Linked DNA regions of Mus musculus: region 2 is linked to region 1. The links are chromatin loops, found by intact Hi-C in ENCODE. Cell type or tissue: left cerebral cortex. All regions are shown on one strand.

Evidence for each region. A loop is a pair of places that touch in the nucleus more often than their neighbours do. Peaks named below come from ENCODE experiments on the same cell type or tissue, not always from the same donor. Only the 100,000 strongest peaks of a DNase experiment are listed, where the experiment ranks them.
Region 2: a loop joins it to region 1, with 2.2 times the contacts of the local background. A loop is called at or near these places in 8 of 42 quality-filtered maps.

What each region holds. Positions count from the first base shown.
Region 1 is chr9:15,165,768-15,173,767 of GRCm38, forward strand. No RefSeq gene overlaps it. Among named protein-coding and RNA genes, the nearest start is that of Hephl1, 58 kb to the left of the region's middle. In left cerebral cortex, a CTCF peak has its summit at 4,155 (motif pointing left); a DNase peak (open chromatin) is centred at 4,153.
Region 2 is chr9:15,040,993-15,048,992 of GRCm38, forward strand. It overlaps Panx1 (pannexin 1), which reads right to left and starts at 4,486. Exons shown (of 5, transcript NM_019482.2): 1 at 3,865-4,486. The coding sequence starts at 4,045. In left cerebral cortex, no CTCF peak of the experiment used is centred here; DNase peaks (open chromatin) are centred at 3,594 and 4,461; H3K4me3 peaks cover 1,574 bases; H3K27ac peaks cover 1,324 bases.

The DNA of each region.
Region 1 (8,000 bases):
TTGTAGAAAACTAGAACAGGGGTTGGGTGTAGTTATTTTAAACCTAGGAAAACTAGCAGACATGATAGCTAGAAATTGTGAAGCTTGTCAGGTAAGTACCTATCCCACCAAGGTACCATCAGGAAAAAGGCTAAGGGGTATTTTGGGAAGTTGATTTTACTGAAGTCAGACCAGGAAAATATGGGTATAAGTACCTAAGCCTACCCCGCCAAGAGAGAAACCGCACGAGCGGTCATGAAGAAGATACTAGAGGAGATACTTCCTCGATTTGGTATGCCTAAAACCGTTGGCTCAGATAACGGGCCAGCCTTCATTTGTCAGGTAAGCCAGAGAGTGGGTAAGTTTCTGGGCACAGATTGGAAACTCCATTGTGCATACTGTCCCCAAAGTTCAGGGCAGGTAGAAAAGATAGATTGGACCCTGAAGGAGACCTTAACCAAAGTGTTCTTAGAGACTAGCACAGGCTGGGTGGTGCTCCTTCCCATGGCATTGTTTAGGGCCAGAAATATCCCCTATCATTTCAATTTAAATCCCTTCAAGATCCTATATGGGACCCCCACTTCTTTGGCCCTGGTTCTTGACACACCTCCAGAGTGACTTTTCAGGCTGACAAGGATCTTATGGCTCGATTACAAGCTTTCCAGATCAACCACCAAAAATTGTGGCCTAAACATAGTGCCCTATATAATGTAGGTACCCCAGAGATTCCACACAAGTACCAAGTTGGATATTGGGTATATGTTAAGAGGCATTGTGCTGAAAACTTGGAAGCAAAGTGGAAAGAGCCGTTCCTGGTGATGTTGACCACCGCGACCTCCGTTAAAGTGGATGGAGTAACTGCCTGGTTCACATAACTCACATCAGACTAGCACCTGCACCTGACTCCAGCTGGATAGCAGCCAGACACCTGAGCAATCCCCTCAAGCTCAGAATCACCCACCCTTCTGCAAGGCCAGAGAAACCATGAGGTGGCTATGGTTCCTTCCCACACTGAGTCTCAGCACCACCCACAACCCTACCAAAGTGATTTGACAAGTATTCTCAGCCACTGGGGATGTAGCTTGGTCCACTACAGAGGAATACCCACTTTATATCTGGTAGCTGGACCTTGTCTTTGATCTCTGTAAGTTAGTGGCAGGCCTTAACTCCTGGGATATCCCTACCTAGAGACACAGGGGGAGGGATTATCCAAATGTGGGGGGTGAGGGACTTGCAAATCTAAACCATGTGCCAAAAGTGGCCTTTCAGGGTGGGGCTTAGGGTACAGACACCTTAAGTTGAGGAATGCTCTGCTAGAAACCCCCATATATGTGTGCTCCCAAGATGGGAAAAGCCAACAGCAGGCCCATCAGTGTGGGGCCACCCACTTTTTCTGTGCTACCTGGGGGTGTGAAACATTGGGAAGCACATAGTGGAGACCTAGCTCTTCATGGATCTGATCAGAGAGGAGGAACCATATGGGGGGCGGGCTTAGTAAAAGCCAATGTGAGGGATATCAACAACCCTCAGGGTTTAGCGACCAACCTAAGGGCACTTGGAGAGGAGAAGGCCCCCATCTGTCCTTTACCTGTAACACTGTTGTTATACAGTTTACTCAAAAGGGAAAGGAAGCCTAGGACTGGACCAAAGGAAAAACCTGGGGCCTATGGTTATATAAGGGAGAGTACGATAACAGACTCCTGTTCACCATCTGCATGAAATTAGAAGTTCCCTCCATACAGCTGGGACCTAACCCAGTGCTAGCTCCCAACCAGCCCATTTTGGTCCAACCCACTGCTGCCCATGATATCTGCCTCAGCCCTGGAAGGGGGTTCAGGTGACTGGGCATCCCCTTTGACCATGCTCATAGACACGGCCTTCCAGGTCCTCAATGAAACCAACCCTAATGCCCCCTATTTCTGTTAGCTTTGCTATGCTGTAGCCCCACCATATTATGAAGGAATAGCCTTCAATGGCTCGGTGACCTCATTAACCAATGCCTTACTATGCCAATGGCAGCGAAGACGAAGCTGGCCCTGTAAGCTGTAACAGAGACAGGACTTTGTGTGGGTAAGGTCCCACCAACCCAGCTCCACCAATGTTCACAAATCACAGCCACTAGTGACACTCCCATCTACTATCTGCCCCCTCAATATGAATGGTGGGCTTGTGCCTCAGGATTGGCCCCTTGTGTGCACTACATCCTCAACCAGTTCTCTGATTTCTATACTGGTCAAATTGATCTCAATGCTTATTGACCACCCCTATGGAGATCTTCTAGATAGATGAGACAATACCCTCTATCAAACAAGAAGGGAACACTTCACGGTGCTCACAGTGCCATTGCTCTTGGGGCTGGGAGTGGCTGGAGTGGCTACTGGTACCTCTTTCTTGGTGCTACAAGGTCACCAATACCAGAACCTCAGGGCCACCATAGATCTGGACATTAAGAGGATGGAAACACTGATCTCCCACCTACGGGAGTCTCTGACCTCTCTGTCAGAAGTGGTCCTACAGAATAGAAAAGGGTTAGATTTACTGTTCCTCCAACAGGGAGGATTGTGCACTGCCCTCAATGAAGAATGTTGCTTTTACATAGACCATTCCGGGGTAGTTAAGGATTCCATGGCCAAGGTTAGGGATGGGCTAGCCGAACGAGAGAGAGAGAGAGAGAGAGAGAGAGAGAGAGAGAGAGAGAGGAATCAAAGTTGGTTTGCATCTTGGTTTAGTTCCTCCTCGTGGATGACAACCCTAATCTCCTCTTCCTTGGGTCCCATTTTTATTTTGCTGCTTGAGCTCAGTTTTGGCCCTTGCATTATTAACAAGCTGATTGCCTTTGTAAAAGATAGGATAAGTGCTGTGCAGCTGGTGGTTTTAAGGCAATCCAAAGATCAGGAGAGGAAGAATATGAGCTAGCAGAGTCTTATTACCAGGAAAGAAGAGCTCCGTGATTGGAGCTCAAACAAGAAAGTGGGGGGAAGGATAAGACTAAGCAACTCCTACCCAACCCTGAGATGGCTCCAGGAAAGGGCATTAGGCCCCAAGGGAGAGTTTCATGTCCCAGGCCCAGGACAATTTCCCAAAAATCTGATAAAATAATTCTTAGAAAAAACATAAAATACACTGGCCAAAGGCCACCTGGGCCCTCTGGGGAAGGAAGGTACTCTCCAAGGATGATTGCTGTCACTGCAATCTGCCCCCTAAAGAAATGTCTAAAAGGTGCTTGTAATTTAGAATCAGGATAGCCTCTGGTCTCTTGCTTGAGAGACTGCTGAAGGTCGATCCTGATGAGCCGGAAAAATAAACCTCTTGCTTTTGCATCAATCTGAGTCTCCTTGTCTCACTCGGGGAGTCCTGGCAGGTAAAGACCCTCCCAGGGCTTTACAGAAGCCGGTTCCATGGATGGGGAACTAAAGGGCCAGCGCCAAAATGACATCTCTGCACCTTGGCACATGTTGGGCTTGTAAATACCAAACATCTATTTCTGTGAGCAGGACGTTTGGGATAAGGACTTTTTTGTATTTTTCCTCCTCCAAGCACAGCACCCAGTGCTCTATTCCTCATTCATCTCAAAAACAAACTGATGCTCTAAGGAGCATGCAGGGACCAGAGATCACTTCTGGGCTGGGGGAATCCCTGGTGCACAATGCTCACCTAGCCTGTGTGGGGTCGGTGTGAGATCTGGGAAATCCATCATCAGTACGGCAGCCCTGGGTCCTGCTGAGGACCCTCTGGCTTGCAGACTGACTCCTTTCTCCATGCTGGAATGCCACTCATTCCAGAGCCTTGCCACCACCCTCCCTGTCTTGTAGACCCAGCGACTCATCCCAGAATTGCCCTCACTAACATACTGCAAAGCATGTCCAGAGTCTCTGGGTCTCCCCGACCGTAATACATTCCTCTATACACTCCTAGACACGTTTGATTGCTATTATTATTATTAATGATAAGCATTATCCCTATACCCAAACTGAGCCTAAACTTTAGTAACAGTTTCTCAAGAACCCCTGCAAGGTAGTGGGTTCACCTGTGAGCTCCCTGGAAACAGAGATATAGTTCTCAAACATGGCTATAATTAGTAAAATCTAAACTTAAGTAAGGATCTGCGCTCTGTCACTCTGTCCCACCCCCACTCCTGTCCTTCTATGGTTGCACAAGACCTGGGCTCCCTCTAATGGTCATATTTGGTTGTGAATGCATTTCTCATAACTATCCAGAAGTCTGGTGGGATCCACCTAACAGGACAGAGCCTCTCAGAGCAAAGCTCCTTTGACTTCATGGAAAATAGAGCTTAAAAAGGCAACAAGCATTCCAAATTCCTCTTGATTGATCTTTGGAAAAGAAGATAAATGAAAGTGTGTGTGTGTGTGTGTGTGTGTGTGTGTGTGTGTGTGTGTGTGTGTGACAGGTGTGTACATTAAGGTCAGAAGACAACCTCTGGTATCTCTTTAGGAAGCAGCCACCTTTCTTGAAATAGGAGCACTCACTGACCTGGACCTCTGGACCTCACCTATTGATCTAGGCTAGGCCCTTGAGCATCAGGTATCTCGTCTCCTCTCCTCCAGTCCTGGAATTATTAGAATATACCACCATATCCAGATTTTAAAAGAAAAACAAAATAAAAAACATTCACCCAAGAAATTGAACTCAGCACCACATTATCAACTAATTTCCCAGCATCAAAGTAAAATCTACATCTGAGGGGAAATGCGATTTTAGAACCCTTGTTAGAAAGGCTGAGGTGATGAACTCTTCATACTTGATCCAGAAGAGCAGCCGAGTTACAAATAAACTTTAAGGCCCTAGGACACTCACTAGGAGTTGGAAGAACCACTCATCTAACCCTATGATGCACTGGACCATCAGTCAGATTCCTTTACACAACCCACCCCAGCTCAATTCCAGCCAGGAGGAAAGTAGACAAGTGGCTCATGGGCAAGCTGGAGAGAACCATTCCTCTGTCCTTACTATATTACAGTCTTCACTTCCTACTTGACTGCACAGCTCATGAAAAACAGATGCAAACCATGTGTGATCTGTGCTTGGAATCTCAAACAACAAAACAGCTATTTCTGAAGTCTTGCTTCTGCAGCATTGATTCTGAAGACAATCCAGCAGGTTCAGTTGGTTTATTAGTAAGTTTCTCAGAGACAAAGGGCTGATAGAATGCAGGTATTATAAAGGAGGCTTTACTACAGTGGCTTACACACAGGCATCAGTACTCCAACAATGGCTGTCCTCATGCTAAAGAGCTTGAAGACCCAGTAGCCATTAAGTGCACAAAGCTGGAGGCCTCAGAAGCACTAATTTGGTGATGAAAGCCTCCAAGATTCCTGGCGAGTTTCTGCTCTTCCTTCCCAGCACTGCTTACAGGAAGGCACCACCCACCTTGTCACTCTTCCCTACAGACCCGCCCAGACACATCCCAGATGGATAAAGTTGACAAGCAGAATTAACCTTCATGGTTGTTTTGATTTTTTTTTTCTTGACACAAGATTTTTTTATAGCTCTGCCTGGTTCAAAACTCGCAATCCTCCTGTCTTGACCTCCTATGTGCTTGACCTCCTATGTGATTACAAGCACATGCTACACAGCAAAAAGGACTACTATTTAAAAAGGGACTACACATATGCTCATCTCTGCTTCTTCCTTAAGACTCCCTCCCTCCCCCAGAAGCACAAAGCAAAGCTGGACATAGTGGCTAAATCTAACAGCTTGAGTTGGGTCCTGGCCTGGAGAGAGCACATAGGTCCACATGGTAGGAGAGAGTTAACTTCTACATATGATTCTCTGACCATCACATGAATGCTAAGGCATGCATGCATGTGTATACACACACACACACACACACACACACACACACACACATATATATATGTGTGTGTGTGTATATATATGTGTGTGTGTGTGTACACAAATACATATACACATGTATACAGATACATGCACACGTGTACATACATACATATATACATATATAATAAGTAAATGTAATTTTTGAAATGTGGACATGGGGGTTGCACCCCTATATTCTCAGTACTCAAGAAGTTGGGGCAGAATTGTGAACTTGGAGGCAGGCTGACTTTCATGGCCAGACCCTTTCTGAGAACAAACGACAACAAAAGGCAAGAAACCTGAAGGAAGCTGGTGGCTTTGGAGACAGCTCAGGGCCTGAGTTGGATTCCCAGAACCCATATTTTAAAAGCTATGTGCTATGGCTTTTGCTTGTAACCCCAGTGCCGGCGAGGAAGAGACAGGCATATCACTGGGGTCACCTGTCAGCTAACTTGGGCTAAATGGTGTGAGCTCCAGGTCACTGAGAGACCAGGATAAGAAAGGAAAGAAAGAAAAAAGAATGGAAGTAAAGAAAGAAGGAAAAGGCTCTGGAAAAATCAGTGCACAGATCGTCCTCTGACCTGCACGCACGCGCGCGCACACACACACAAGCATACACGTGCCTGCTTACACAAGATGTGCCAGGAAGATAGCATGATGTCACTGTATGCCGGCAAGATGGAAAACCCATGGAAGTACAGGGGTCACGTGGGAGAGAGCTGAGCTGTGAACACCTACAGAATTGACCTGTGCTCATTTCATAGAGCCTGAGCACATACCTTGCCAAGGCTTGGGACCTACTTGCCTGGTTAAAAGTCTGAAAGCACATGTTAGTGTGTCCTAGGACATCAACATCTAGACAATAGAGAGGAGAGGAAGAACAGAGACCCACATGTGAGCAGTCTGAGAACCTGGCCTGGAAAGAGTACATATCGAATCAGCCTGAGCCCCAACAGCCAGGATTTAATGCAAAGGCTATGCATTCTAGAGACAGAGGTTGGGAAAGGTGCTCCAACTCCATGCAAGAGGAAAGGACTCTTCCAGTGCTAAAACAAGTTGTAGAGCTCAGGTCATCACTATCCCATTCACATTAGTGCTCTGGTATGTGTGTGTGTGTGTGTGTGTGTGTGTGTGTGTGTGTCCATACCCCCTGAGAAACACAGAAACCACCTGTGCTATTAGAGTCCCTCTGTTTAGTATCAGGCTCCTGAGTGGCCTCTAGCCATGCCACAATCTGGCGTTAACCTGCCCCATATTATGGTCCTGCTGAGTCTGCCCATACCATTGTCAGAACACAAACTACTAAATACATCTTAAAGAGACAGGTTCTCACTCTGCAGCCCAGAATGGACTCCCACTCATGATCTTCCTGTCCCAGGACTCCTTTTACAAGACACCATGTAACTACAAGCCAGAACACATCAAGATCTCACGAAGTTTATGAGCCACCTAAATTGCTTGTCACAATGTCTGCTGTTTTGATTTTAGCAAATTAGATGTCTTAACAGTGATACATACCTCTTGCCTCCCATCATCACCCCCCTACTCCCAGGGTGCACTGTCATCTTAAATCTAGACTCTAAAACCAACTGTGTTGAACCAGACATGGTAGTTCACATCCATGATCCCAGTACTCTAGAGGGAGCAGGAAGATCAAGAGTTTGAAGCCATCCTGGCGTTATATAGCAGTATCTTGAAAGGTTGAGTGTGTGCCTCACCTCAGACTACCAGGTGGAAAAACACATCTGAGTAGCCAACAGTCGCCTTTGTCATCACATGCCAGTACCCATTCCCCAGGACACAGCTTGTTTTTGTCTTATTACCTATTCTAAATCTCCATCACTCTTTGCCTTGACTCCTTCGGCAGCCCCAGCTAACTTGTCCTTCGATCTTTCCCTACAGATCAGCTAATGGGTTTTTATAAAATAGTGCTGCTGAAAACAAGAAACCTTTAGATTTGTGGATGATACTGTCTCATTGGAGGCATGGTAGGTACATATGTAGGTAGAGAAAAAGCTAGAGACAGCAATGGCAAACGAGAGGTGAAATAAGATCCATCTGGTTGTCTTGGTTCAAGCAGTGTCCTGTGACCTCTTCCTATTCCTTTCTGTGTCTCCACTGCCCAGCAAGCACCCCCAGAGGAAGCCTGTGCCTAAAATGCAAATCTGCGTTGCTACCTGCAGCTC
Region 2 (8,000 bases), 120 kb before region 1:
TAAGACGTGCCCAGCACACACTGCAGAGGCCTGGATGTCAGATGAAGAATGGCAAGATAAGGGTTGGTAGAGCAGCTGGCACAGACCCTCTTCTCCACGCCAGTGGCACCATCATGGTTCACCTGTCTTCTGCACAGTGCGAAGAAGTCTCAGAACTATCCACAGCAGTTGCCCAACTGAGTTCTGAGTTCTTATATTCACTCAACAAGCTCTAGTTCACTGACTAAAGTCTTCAAGATGTGAGCAAAGACTTGGAAGTTAAGAGCAGCTCCTTCCATATGTACTGGTCGCCATTGTACGGCCAGTTAGGACCAGTGAGCAGCCCTAGACCCAGGGGTCTGCAAAGACTACCAAAGCCACCTTGACCTCGGCAAGCTCTATCAGTTTCTCTAGCCTACATCACTCCTGAAGAACCTACAAGTCATAGGTAGAGCAAGGCCCAGTGAGTAGATAGACAATGCTGTTTCCACTGTGGACTTCAGCGGCCCCGACAGCGCCCCCCATCCTGGGCCTGTGTGAGCTGCTACAGCGGGGCACTGGGTTAGGGGCAACACAGAGTGGTGCTTTTAATCAAGTTTTCATCGACGCTCTTCTTCATCAATAGAGGAAAGGCGACGCGAAAGGGCAGTGATGAACAAGCTCTAGTTTTAGTTGAATTTAAAAGTTCTAATTTTATATCCATCCTCCTATGCACACTACAAAGCACAGAGTGGCCCGTCCCACCTCCACACCAATGGCCACGCCCACTCCAGAGGCAGCGGGGCTGCTGGAGCTCTGGCAGCCATGTAAGTCTCCTACCCCTAACTCCAACTCACCCTGCCTCATACACTAGGAATCTTCCTTCAAAGCTCGATCCTGTGCCCTGATCACCTGTGCCCTGACCCCTCACTGCTCTTGCGAGTGGCGGAACCCCTCCTTCTGCCTCACCCCACAGCAGTCTTTGATGCATAGCCTGGCTTCACTCAGAAAGCCCATCTAATAAAATACTATTTAAGGGTATTCCATGTCCCACTGTTCTGCTGGGTCATACCTGAAAGGCAGACTCTAAATCCTGCATGTTTCTACACTCTGCAGCCAAGCACTGGCAGGCTGCACCCCTGGCTCGGGAAATACCTGAGCGTACCCAAATGGATCACCTTTCATTGACTCAAAAAAAAAAAAAAAAAAAAAGTTTGTAAAGTGGCCTTGATGTACTGTGTAGCAGGGATGGATCAATAAAAGGCTAGGCACCTAGGAGGTGAAACCATCACATGGACAGGCTATGTGACAAGAGTATTCCAAACAGCAGAGAGGGAAGGGTCCCAGGGCCATGCTTGGAGCTGTCAGGTCCTACCTCACCCAAACTCCAGGGCTGTCCTCCCTGGCAGTGTAGTGGCCAAACTGCTCGTTTCATTTAAACGGCTCCACTATCTCTGGTTGTCTTACTTAATAAATACTGTCTTGCTGTAATAAAAACTGTGACCAAAAGCAGGTTGAGGGAGAAAGGTTATTTCAGCCTACAGCTCTCTCACCACACTGAGGGAAGTCAAGGCAGAAATCAGGGCAGGAACCTAGAGGCAGGAACTGAAGCAAAAGCCATGGAGAAGTGCTGTTTACTGGCTTGCTTCTCATGGCTTTCTCAACCTGCTTTCTTATACACCCCAGGACCATCTAGCCAGAGGTAGCACTGTCCGGTGACCTGGGTCCTCCTACACCAATCATTAATGTGACCAGGGCATCTTTTTGGTTAAGGTTCCCTCTTCTCAATGACTCTAGTCAGTGTCAAATTTTCATAAAACTGGCCAGCACCCTGTAGTTATTACATCTCTTTCTCTCTGTCTGTCTCTCTCTTGGTTTATTTTGCCCTCAATGTCACACAATTAAACTGCGCAAAATTAATCACTGACCATGAACACTGACCTCCCAGGACTTCTTTATCCCACACACACATCTTCCCCTTGAAACTCTTGAGCCCTTCAGAAGACAGGGGCATCTGCCTGAGCCTGAGAGTTCACCTAAGAGCCAGCCAGTCTGGTGCTCATAGTTCCCACAGCTGCCTCATCCTGAAGCCACAGACAGCAGGAAGTCACCAGTGAGCAGACAGTATCTATCTCGATGGTAAAGTCTCACAGGTAGAGAGAGGGCCATGCCTCAGAAATCTCCCTATCCCCCAGAGAGCACAGCAAGGCTTGCACACAGCAGAAGCAGACCCTTGCTGGCTGAACCCACTTTTCATGCCTCCCCCCACGATGCCTTCCACACAGCACATCCATCCGGCCCTGCACATCAGGTGCCTCAGAAGCCCATCCAGTCAAGGGACTTTACAGACAGTGATCAGCTCTTCCCTGTCGTCCCTCTGCCTGCACCAGGTGTCCAAGACTTGCTTCTTCAGCACAGGGACATTTATTCTTGGGGACTTGATGCCTGGCATCTGGTTCAGTCCACAGCTAGAAGGCAGAAACTATCATTGGGACCTGGTTTTCCTTTCATCCCAAGAACCAGGAACATAGAAAACTAACTTTGCACCATTACTTCAGCAACTTTCTGCCACCCTGACCAACTCAGCCATACATGGTACAGACTACACACGCCAGGCCTTTCCTAACCAAGCTTACCTCAATTCCAGGTCCCACCAGCCTGCTCATGCAGGAATACCCTCTTCTCTCCAAGGTCTGTTAGAATCTAGGTGCCAAGCAGCTTTCTGTAGCCCCTCCCTCATCCCTCAGGGGACCCATCTTCCTTCCTCCGCTCACCCCTCATCCATGCAGAAGCCCTCTCACCTGCATGCCCCAGGGCAGGTCCAGCTCTCCCCTCCTCCTACATCCAGAAGCCCCTCCTACATCCAGAAGCCCCTCCTACATCCAGAAGCCCCTCCTACATCCAGAAGCCCCTCCTACATCCAGAAGCCCCTCCTACATCCAGAAGCCCCTCCTACATCCAGAAGCCCCTCCTACATCCAGAAGCTATGTGCCCTCACTATGACTCACTGAATGCTGCTGTCAGCCTGTCTGTCAACAGCCTCCCAATCCCAGGTGAGTGAGCATGTGCTTTCTGTAGTAATCTGACCCAGGCCCATATACCCTCAGCTTCCCAGAGGAAGCCCTCTACTCTTGGCTGACACAGCGCTTTGAGCTTCCTTTCGGGGAACATGTAAGTCTCATCTCAAAATCTTGAACAGTCTCATCTGGGGCTACCCACACCTGACACAGGTGTTCCTCCAGGTCCTGCCCCACCTGCTATGCTACTTAGCTGCAATTCACACCCTCACTCAGGTTATAAAAGTTAGGATAAATAGGACCACTCACTCTGCATCATGATCTTGCCCACAACGCTAGCCTTTGGAATTGCACTAAACTATTAGGGCGAAATGAGAGCTTATATGAAGGGGATTGGGTCATTTCTTCATCTTTCATTCATTGCAAGGCTTAGGTTGAGGACGTCTCCTGCCTCCAGGGGCAGTTAATCCCCAGCACACATAACCCTAAGACAGAACTCAAGTATCATTTAAAGGCAAGACAGTGAAACAGCACCCTGTATGTGGAACGCTTGTCTTTACATCCTCCCTGGACCCACTCAGGAAATTATAGGTGACTGTACAATTACTGGAGAGAGGAGTAGGGAGAGCAGTTTTTGGCACGTCTCGCAGCAACAGGCTGAATGTAACTCCAAGCCACAATAATGAGGCGCAGGAGACAAAGGAACTGGAAAGAGGATACTAGGAAAGTCAACAGAGGTACCCAGGTTACACATGGACGAATAATGCTTCAGAATCGCTACATTAGGAGGGGCGTGCGGAAATGCCAGCTGCGTGCGGTGAAATTTCTCAGCAACCAACCTCAGACAATGCCAGCCTAGCCCAGACTGCCCCTGCGCCCCTGGCCTCACCGATGGAGATCTCCTGAGCGAAGGCCAGCGAGATGAGCAGCAGAGGTAGACCCACGGCAATACATGTGACCATCTTGTCCACCGCCAGCTCCAGTCGCAGCCCCTTGAACTTGGGCTCGGTGGGCTCCTTCAGCAAGAAGTCCGAGAACACATACTCCGTGGCCAAGTGGGCGATGGCCATGGTCAAGGCGCACCGGGTGCCGCGGGACGGGCAGCCGAGGGCAGGCGCCGGTGCTGCCGGCAGCCGGGGCGAGACGCCGAATCCGCGCGGTCACCGACCGGGCGCGCGGCTTCCGCTTTCCCTTCCCGGGCTCCCGGGCGGGCCCAGCATTGTACCGCCTTGGCTGTCGCTGCACCTACCCCGCAGGGACCGCACGGGAGCTGCAGCTGCCTGGGACCGCCCCAAGCAACGCAGGGTGCACGAGCCCCGGAGCTCCGGCGGTAGCAATCACTCCCGTGCTAAGCCCCCGCGGGCCCGGCGCGCGCGACACCAGGACTCCCTCCGGCCACTCCGAGCGCGCAGGGGCAACAACGTGCCGGGAACAAAGCTCTTCGCTACAGCTGCCCGCGCCCGCCCTGCGCGCTCGGCTACAGAACCGAGCTCTTCCGGAACCTACGCGGGGAAAACCGGGTTCCCAGGGGCGAGCAGTTTCCGGAAGCGCGCTGACGCGGGCGAGGTGGGCGCGGCTGCACAAGACCCTAGAGCCGTGTGTGTGTGGTTTTGCACTCCTTTCTGCTGACAGCCTCCCTCCCCGGAGCACGAGCTAGCCCCTTTCTAAGCCTTGTCCACCATTGAGAGCGTTGATGCTGAAGATGAACCAATGTCTTGTGCAACTCTGCACGCTAGACAAGCGCTTCAACCACAGCGCCACACTCCAGGGTGCAATCCGGGTTCTGTTCAAAACAAAACAACAACAACAACAACAACAAAAAAAAAAACCTTCAAAAACAACGGGTGTCAGAAAAAGGTCGAGATAATCTTGCGGTGATGACCGAAAGTATATTGTAGAGAGGGCCTGCATCTTTCCAGAGTTCTGTAAGGGGAGGGCATGCCCAGCCCTTTGCCCTTTCCTCTACCTTCCTGTCTAAAGCAGTAGTCATGGTTCCTGAGGCGCCAACTGCTGTGTATGTGGTGTTGGTGAGCTCCTTCTGAATACCTCACCTACAGTAGACAATGAAGCATCCAAGAAATGTTCCAACCATTTACGGCAAACGGCCTTGGAAGGTGAATGTGCCAAGCATAGACGCCTTCCCTGGGCTGTGTACATCAGCGGGGTCTGAGTAGGGTAACTCCAAGGCCCACATACTGGACCTCTAAAGACCATCAGAGACCTTCGCAGTCCTGTGCTGACAATGCTTCACACAATCCTTTCTCAGACCTCAACTACTGTCTTCTACCTTTCCCAAACCATTGTTGTTGGTGCTGGCACCCAAAGTAGAAGCCGGGTACTCCATTTTTAGAGTTTCCATCACTCTTGACAGCTGTGCCAACCAATTCTGAATTGATGTGCTTCTCTTTTCTAAATATGGCAGACTTGACCGTTCCCCACCTGCACAGCCAGCAACCAGCACCCAATTTACCCACCCATCCCTAACTGCTTACAGGAAGGCATCCTCCAGACCCTCCTAATCTTTCTCCAGATGGCTATGGAGTGCTGGGAGATAAAAGTGGTACTTGCATGCTTTAATTAATTTTACTCAGACGGTCCTAAGTGAATCTCTTTCACCTTGAGTGGTTTTTAAGTGACCCAGTTCCCACTCCTGTCTGTTCCTCGAAAGGCATGTGGCATGGGATTGAGGTGACACTGGGTTTCACAGCCTGAGGGGACGAGTCTGTTTGGGGCAGGCAGAACTGTCCTGAGTATTTTCTAGGAACCAGTAAGTCACACACGCAGTTTCTCTTCTCTTTCTGCCAAGATCAACTCATCCAAGAGGAGAAATGGCCCCTTTGAGAAGCCTCGCATGACCCCTCCCCTAGTTGGGATGAGTCAGGCACTCTCTTGGTGCCCCCAGTTCTCTAACACCCAGCTCACTCTGGGCCGGGCCGGTGATAGTGGGTTGCGTATCTGTTCAGTGATCACACATGGACTTCTGAGGCTCTCGGTTGGGTCTCGCAGTAGTTTTATAAACTTCCCCCACCCTGGCAGTTTTGTTCGTTCATTAAAACATCAGTCAAAGACTGATGAGCTTAAGAGAGAATAAAGAGAAGCTGTTGGGAACTGGGAAGAAGAGACGCCTGGCACTGGTGTGGGGTCAATGATGGAAGGTGGGGCCGGAGCATAGTCTGAACTTGTAGGGAGTGGCAGAGGGAAGTGCTGTACAGAGTTGGGCTTTAAAGCCCTTGCTCTTCAACAGTGTGTGGAGGGGCGTGGAAGGAGAGCTGAAGCAATGAGGCTTCCAAGGTGTGCAGGAGAAGTAAAGAAAGCCTCCGACCGATGGTAGAAACAAATGGGTACAAGAGCTGGGTATGAGAGCTGAGGGAACCATTTTCCTTACTCAAAAAAAATCAGACAAAAAAAAAAAAAATCTCTGGCTTGAGCCAACATTCCTGGGAGGAAAACAGAAGGTAAAAGCCATGAGCCCAGTGCCTAAGTTCGTTTCTTAAGCCTCGGTCTGTCACCCAAATAAGGATGGTTCGATAGGGTCCCCTCAGATTGTTCTTAGAATCCAACGGAATACCAGAGGAGTGTAGTGACACACATTGGCAGTCCCAGCACTTGAGAGGTAAAGACAGGAGGCCCAGAGCTCAAGGTCACTTATGGCTACACACTGAATTTTGGGCATCCTGGGCTACATAAGACTATCAAATAAGGGTGTGTTATTTTATTAACAACATTTCCTGAATTGTACACCATTCCCATTAATAATCTCAGGACTCTAACACGTCAAGTGAAAGCATGGCCAAAGTGTTTTACTTTATTTTTCAAAATAGACCCTAGGTTTTAGTGTAAAGTTTGTCTCTGTGTGGAAAGCAGAGGTCTATGTGAGCAATATTCCTCTATCACTCCCCAGCTTATTTTATTTTACTTTCTCTCTCTTTCTTTCTTTCTTTCTTTCTTTCTTTCTTTCTTTCTTTCTTTTTTTTTCGAGACAGGGTTTCTCTGTGTAGCCCTGGCTGTCCTGGAACTTACTCTGTAGACCAGGCTGGCCTCGAACTCAGAAATCCGCCTGCCTCTGCCTCCCAAGTACTAGGGTTAAAGGCATGTGCCACCACACCCGGCTTTATTTTACTTTCTTTTCTTTTCTTTTATTTCATTTTTGAGACAAGGTCTCTTGCTCTCTGAAGCTGGAGCTCATTAGCTCGGGGAGCAAGACAAGCTAGCCAGCGAGTGGCAGGTTCCCCCTTGCCCCTATCTCCCCAGCTGCCCTCACGGCCACGTGACATACCCGGCTCCTTTCATTGCTGCACACAGGCCCTCATATTTGTATGACAATCCTTTTGCCAATGAACCATCTCCCTAACTCCAGATTTCAATTTGATTTTAGTTTGTTTTCAGATTTTCAGAAAATGTGGGCAAATAAATGATTCAGAGTTCTCATATACCCACACTCCTCTATTCAAGTTCTTCAGTGCCATCTTGCAATAGAATTGTGCATTGGTTCCAATAATGAACCACTACAGAAATATTTGTGCATGTGGTGGGGGGCACATTTCTCATGTCCTCTGTTTTTATTTATTTTTTTATGACATTGCCTTCTGATAATTATAAGGAGCATTGGGGACATCAAGTCTTCCCTGCCCCGATCCCTTCTTGGCTACAGAGTGATCCATGGGGGGGGGGGGGTTGCTCTTACAGCCAGCCTCCCCAAACTTGGTTTTGCTTGCTTGCCATGCTTGCCATCTGATTTCAAGATCTTTAGCAATGAGAACAGTCAAAGCCAAAATAGTCAAGCTCACCAGACTGGCTGCGCTGTGTGAATGTTCAAGTACTCGCTGGCGTACTATTTGCTGAGCGACTGCCCTGCACTGTATGATGTCTGCACTGTATGATGTCTGCACTGTAGGTGCAGCAGCGAGCAGTACGGGTCAGAAGGTCTCACTTCCAGGGAACCTTCACGCCAGCCAAGATGCAGACAAAACTCGAGCTAACAGACAGAAATTACATGCTTTGATTCGTGCTACAAAGGAGAAGACG